2 separate regions of the Homo sapiens genome follow, and region 2 is linked to region 1. A link is a contact called in ENCODE Hi-C or POLR2A ChIA-PET data. All regions are on one chromosome and are shown on one strand. The core of a region is the stretch at or near the end of the contact, and the rest is flanking DNA. Distances in the headings are between cores, read along the strand shown.

Evidence for each region. A loop is a pair of places that touch in the nucleus more often than their neighbours do. ChIA-PET counts read pairs that join two places held with the same protein, here RNA polymerase II (POLR2A). Pooled maps may share reads with other maps.
Region 2: a map with no recorded cell type shows a loop between it and region 1 (4-fold over the local background). The contact joins two enhancer-like sites. A Hi-C loop is called at or near these places in 1 of 168 maps with a recorded cell type or tissue (naive thymus-derived CD4-positive, alpha-beta T cell), 5 of 37 single-sample maps with no recorded cell type and 3 of 50 pooled maps. POLR2A ChIA-PET finds 5 or more read pairs at or near these places in 1 of 52 experiments (PC-9).

The regions. Positions count from the first base shown.
Region 1 is chr12:38,349,017-38,352,373 of GRCh38, reverse strand. No RefSeq gene overlaps it. Among named protein-coding and RNA genes, the nearest start is that of ALG10B, 34 kb to the right of the region's middle. RefSeq lists an enhancer at 1,545-1,624. Within about 2 kb of position 1,558, at least 2 of the 41 ENCODE cell types and tissues checked have a DNase peak (open chromatin) inside an H3K27ac peak, as active enhancers do.
Region 2 is chr12:38,385,012-38,388,368 of GRCh38, reverse strand. No RefSeq gene overlaps it. Among named protein-coding and RNA genes, the nearest start is that of ALG10B, 70 kb to the right of the region's middle. RefSeq lists enhancers at 3,067-3,357, 2,460-3,357. Within about 2 kb of position 1,613, at least 3 of the 41 ENCODE cell types and tissues checked have a DNase peak (open chromatin) inside an H3K27ac peak, as active enhancers do.

The DNA.
Region 1 (3,357 bases), core at 309-2,808:
CACACTCTGGGGACTGTTGTGGGGTGGGGGGAGGGGGGAGGGATAGCTTTAGGAGATATACCTAATGCTAAATGATGAGTTAATGGGTGCAGCACACCAGCATGGCGCAGGTATACATATGTAACTAACCTGCACATTGTGCACATGTACCCTAAAACTTAAAGTATAATAATAATAAAATAAAATAAAAGATTAGACAAAACAGTGATACCTAAATATACTTATAATAAATTACTCATTTTTTAAAATAAAACAGTGGAAATACAAAAAAAAAAAAAAAGAAAATGTGACACATATACACCATGGAATACTATACAGCCGTAAAAAAGGATGAGTTCATGTCCTTTGTAGGGACATGGATTAAGCTGGAAACCATCATTCTCAGCAAACTATCCCAAGAAAAAAAACCAAACACCGCATGTTCTCACTCATAGGTGGGAAATGAACAATGAGAACACTTAGACACAGGAAAGGGAACATCACACACTGGGGCCTGTCATGGGGTTTGGGGAGTGGGGAGGGAAAGCATTAGGAGATATACCTAATGTAAATGAGGAGTTAATGGGTGCAGCACACCAACATGGCACATCTATACATATGTAACAAACCTGCACATTGTGCACATGTACCCTAGAACTTAAAGTATAAAAAAAAAATTGAAAACAAAAAGTTTGCCCTGTCCATCCAATTTATCTCCTGAGCCTTGCAATCAGCCTTTTTAGTTGCTTCTATATCTATTCAGTGTTTCTTTATATGTATCAACACATCTGTTTGCATGTCTTCTTATTTATCTTCTTTATCACACAAAAAGGTTATGTGCCCAATACATTCTTGTGCTCCTTGTCCCCAAACTTTTCTAATATAGCCTGCCATTTATGCACTTTGTAATGTAATGGTCACATGGTCCCATTTATAGTAAGCAGAAAAAGCCGAGTCTGATTCATTGAAAGGTTATTGCCCTTCTGAGGAGGAAATTAAAACTATGTAGCAATCTTAATTTTAAAGTAAATTGTGGTGCTGTGGCATAGCTGTGACCCTAAGCAACAATCTCATCTAACAGTCTTAGAACATTCTGTTGGCATTTGATATCCTTAATAGCCCAAAGAAACCACATAAAAGTGCTTTAAAAAAAGACTTGTTGAATTCAATTAAATTTAGAAGAAACTTGGCTGTTTTGCTTTTGTTTCACTTTTGCTTTAGTTTAAAAACTGTGAGGATGAGGCAAGTAGCTTAGATGTTAAAACTTAAGTAATAAACAGATGGGGAGAAGACATAAGTGTGAAAAACTGTCAGTCTATCCATCCATTCATGCATGCAGCAAGAATTACTGAGCTCCTGCTATACTCCAGAAATGATTCCACACCCTGGGGATACAGTGGTAAAAATGCCAAGCTCATAACAGCTTGATGCCTGTATTCTAGGCTCTAGCATATTCTGTTACCCTATACAAAGGCACTATGACCTGCCACCAAAATTACTGCTCTGCCTCCTATCTCATTTCCTCATTTCTATCCATCCAGCCTTTGGTCTACACTCATAACAGCAGCCAGATTTGTTCTGTTAAAAAACAAAGGCCAGATGATGTCATCCCTACTCAAAATCCCCTGATAGTTTCTCATCCCCTTTGAGTAAAAGCCAACGTTCTTATAAAGCTTACACGATCTAGCTCTCTTACTGATCAGTGAAACTACATAATGATACATTTGGATATAAAACATTATAAAGACTATGAAAAATGTAGAGTAATATATAACAGCATTTCTCTTTCCACTGAGCAATATTAAGTACTTAGTGTGTACAGATTACTGATGCTACCTCTTTAGATTCCAGGTATGAGAACGGTTATGGCTGAGTACTAAGTGCAGGCATTGGCTTAAGTAACCATAGATTTCCTTTCATAAAAGCATTGACATATTTAATGGAAGTGGTAGATAAACATTCATTATTTCTGCTGTACCATTGTCCTATCTATCCATTAAGAAAATACGCAAGAAAGCACAGCAGAAAAAAAGTTGGTTGAAAATAGTAGATTTAGGCAAGACTGAATTGAAGATCTTTAATTCTTTCCCTTGGAATTTCTCAGAGTTCAGAGACAGGCTCAATAATAAAACAATTCAATGCCTTAAATGAAATATAAATCAATGCCTTAAAAAATACTGTTTTATTTTGCAAATGAATGAAAAGATCCCAACTTTATGTTTCCCAAAACATCGAAAAGAGGATTAAAAAGGTGGTTGGCTATATTTTTTTCCAAACAGAGTCACATATTAAATGTTACAGATAATTTTCAGCCAACTGACAGGAAGACTTTTAATCTATAATAGTTTTATATCCTTCCATGTAACTTTTGGTAAAGTGGATTATACGGCTAGGATTTCCAGACAATATACTAAAAACAAAACCACTCTCAATTCCTTGAAAGAAAATAGTTCATACTATTTACCATGGCTGCATTCTGAATTTTAAATGCAAATAGTACGTTTATGCAATGACACTCAAAAAATCTATTGAATGAATTAATAAACAAATAGATCCAAATAAGTCTTTCTTGCATATTGATTAGTGGAAAGAAAACAAAGAACCAGAACCATCTAGGAGATTTACCTATATTTGGGATAGGAACCTCTCTTCCTCTGGAATTCCTTGCAGGGACATGCATTTAAGTTGCGCTTTAGATCCCACGAAGCAGCATGGGGGTGCAGAAAGAGAAGGCTGGTGGTGGTCAAAGACTCCTGAGCTCATATCATGGCATCCTGTTTGCTAGCTGACAAAGTGATCTTATGTGTGTTAGTTCTGTGGTTCCATTTTGCTATCTATAAAATTTGCCTAACACTACCTCCCTTACAGAAACATAGTGAGGATAAAGGAGATAACATCTGTACAGATCTCATGGTCTTTGCATTTAAGTTCTCTCTCATTGAAATACTCTTTTCTCAACACATTGCTTAGCTGTTTCCTTCTTTTTATATTTTTTCCATAGGTTATTGGGATACAGGTGATATTTGGTTACATGAGCATGTTCTTTAGTGGTGATTTGTGAGATTTTAGTGCACCCATCATCCAAACAGTATACATTGCACCCTATTTGTAGCCTTTTATCCCTTGCCCCTCTACCACTCTTCCCCCCAAGTCCCCAAAGTCCATTGTATCATTCTTATGCCTTTGCATCCTCATAGCTTAGCTCCCACATATCAGTGAGAACATACAATGTTTGGTTTTCCATTCCTGAGTCACTTCACTTAGAATAATAGTCTCCAGTCTCACCCAGTTTGCTGCAAATGCTGTTAATTCATTCTTCTTTTTCTCTGGGTAGATACCCAGTAGTGGGATTGCTGGATCAAATGGTAGTTCTAATTT
Region 2 (3,357 bases), core at 364-2,863, 36 kb before region 1:
TTGGATCCTTGTTGAAATTTTTTGCTTCATCTGTGAGAGTTGATCTTTTATATGCTTTCAATTTTGGTAACCTGTATTTTCCTAAGAAAGTTTGTGTTTCATTTAGGCTTTCCAATTTACTTGCATGGGGATGCTCAAAATAATAATATATATATATATGAATTTACTTGCATATATATATACACACACATACACATCTATATATACACATATGTAAATTGCATATGTATATATACACACACATATACATACATATATACATATATACACACACATATATGTATGTACATGTGATACATGTACAGTGATAGTCTTTCTTTATGTGTCAACTTGACTGGGTTACAGTCCTCAATTATTTGATCAATCATTAATGTAGGTGCTACTATGAAGATATTTTGGAGATGTGACATATACATATGTACATGTATGTGTATGTGAGTACACACATACATATAAGTTTCCTCACTATCAATACAAAGATAAGGATATGGACATCTTGGGGGAAGGTGGAGTCATTATTTAGCATACCAAAATCTGTCCTTTTCAACTGCTTTTGTTACCAATGTGTGTAGTAGTCAGTGTCCAACCAGGCAAATAAAAACAGTGGGGAATATATATTATTCATTGCAAGGAATTAGTTAACATGATTGTGTAAGCTGGCTAGCTCAAAGTCTAAAATCCACAGGGCAGGCTAGAACTCTCAAGGGTAGGCTGAAGCTGCTGTCCACAGGTGGAATTTTTACTTCTAGAAACCCTTACCTTTGTTTTTAAGATCTTTCAACCAATTAAATCAGGTCCAACCAGATTATCTAGAAAAAATTGCCCTCCTTATAGATAAGACTTTAATCACATCTCCAAAATATCTTCACAGAAGCACCTACATTAATGTTTGATAAAATAACTGAGGACCGTTGACAGATAAAGTCAACAGTCCAATCAAGTTGGCACATAAAGGTGAGTATCACTGTCCCCCCATTGTCAACTTGGCACCCTACACATTTCCTTAAATCTTAATATCCAAATAAGACAATAATAAAGTCATACTTTCACATAACACAACTATCTCGAATACAACCTAAAACATGTTAATCCCTTCCCAAAGGGGATGCAAAGTACATGATATTCCTTCTTCTCCTTTGATATCCTTTAACTTAAATGCTGTGATATAAAGTAAATCATTATTACTATGTATTACATTAGATGATAAGTAAGAAAAGAAAAATAGTTAATATACACAAACATATTCATAACAAAATAAGAAAGAAATGCTGATAAATACGAGAGTACTTATTTCTGTACATGGTCATATAGTCACAGTTGGTATTTCTAACTACCCTTTTCTGCTACCTATTCCATATTCCCTTTGCTCTCTGCAAGGACCTCAGTTGGTGTGATTCTATGCATGACAGGGTGATCCACACGTTCATTCCTGAAGGTGCTGACCCATTAGTAATCCTGCCTGAATTTTGGGCGCAGTGGTTTGCCCTGCCACCTCACTTCTCTTATGGATCTAAGCAGAGTTGATTTTTCAGTTTTTTTTTTTTCCAACTTTTTACTTGTTAAAACAGAGTGACAACTTTCAGTTCCTTTCAAATGGAAACAGAAACTGGAAGTCCCTTTGTTATTCTTTTTATTGCCCAATAACATCCCATGGTATAGACTTACCACATTTTATTTATCTATTTCTTTAATCAATTGATAGACATTTAGTTTTTTCACTTTTTTTGCATAATGCTGCTATGAATATTCATGTACAAGTTTTTGTGTGGACATAGGTTTTCATTTCTCTTGGATAGATACCGAGAGATGGAAATACTGAGTCATATGGTAATTCTATGTTTAACCTTTTGAGAAACTGTCAGATTGTTTTTTAAAGTAGTACCATTTTACATTCTTACTAGTAGTGTATAATGGTTCCAACGTCACTACATGCTTGCCAACTCCTATTATCTGTCTCTTGACTGAAGACATAGTAGTGTGAAGTAATATCTTGTAGTTTTTATTTACATTTTTCTGATGACTAATGGTGTTGACCATCTTTTCCTGTGTTCATTGGACACTGGCATACATTCTTTGGAGAAATTTCTATAAAGACCCTTTGCCCTTTTACAATTTGGCTTTTATGTCTTTTTCTTCTTAAGTTGTAAGCATTCCTTGTCAGAGATAGGATTTGCCAAAAATTTCTTTCATCTTGTGGATAGTCATTTGATTTTCTTGATGTTATCTTTTGTGCACAAAAATGTTAATTTTCATGGTGCCCAATTTATCTAATTTTTTTATTGTGTTGCTTTCACGTTTGGTGTCATATCTAAGGAAACATTGACTAACCCAAGTTCATGGAGATTTATACCTATTTTTTGTCTAATAGCTTAATAATTATAGCTCCTAAATTTTGGTCTTTGATTCATTTTGAATTAATTTTGTGTATGATATAAAGTATAATTCCATGCTGGGAGGCTTGAGGGATCATGGTGGACGAGAGGCAGGGCTAGACTGCAGCTCCAGACAGAGCAGCATGCATTTTGTTCTTGCATAATCCAGATCACCTGCAAGAACAAAACAGCAATCTTAAGAGGACCCATAAACCCTCTGAAGGAAGCAGACTGCTCCTCCAGGACCTGGGAGACATCTCAAATACTGTGAGTGCCCCAATTGCAAAAGTGGGAAAGGGAGACACTCCTGCACAAACACACACCCCCACTGCAGAACTTGAAGGTCTGCTTGTAGGAGAAATTCCCGACTTTACCTGGAGCTCAGTCAAGTTAGAGATCAAAGCCAAGCAAAATACAGGGTGGGGTGGAGGAGGCAGTGGAGAGGCCCTAGGATCTCACTGGGTCCCCAAGCAGCCCAATACTGCCTGGCATCACAGGGATCCCTCAGGAGGGTGGCCAGAGGAGCAGGGGATAAAACTCCACAGGGAGAAGGAATTCTCTAGCCGAACTTGGTAACAATTTGAATGGGGCAAGAAGCCTCCCGGCCAGAAGCTGGGGGAGGGCGTAAATCTGGTGTGCAGACTTCACAGGCAGGGGGAAGAACTAAAGCCCTTTTCTTTCGCAGCTGGGAAGTGCAAAGCCTCCGGCAAGTTTTCAAGCCCTTCTCACCCTCCACCTGGAAACGGAATTGGAACTGTTCGGGAGGCACGGTGGGAGTGAGACCAGCCCCTCAGTTTGCATGGGAGCTGGGTGAGGCCTGTGACTGCAGGCTTTCCCCTACTTCCCGGATAACCTGCATGACTCAGCAGAGGCAGACATAATCCTGCTAGGTACACAACTCCAGTGACCTGGGAATCTCACCCCCATTCCCCACAGCAACCACAGACTCTCCACCCAAGGAGAGTGTGAGCTCAGAAACCGCAGC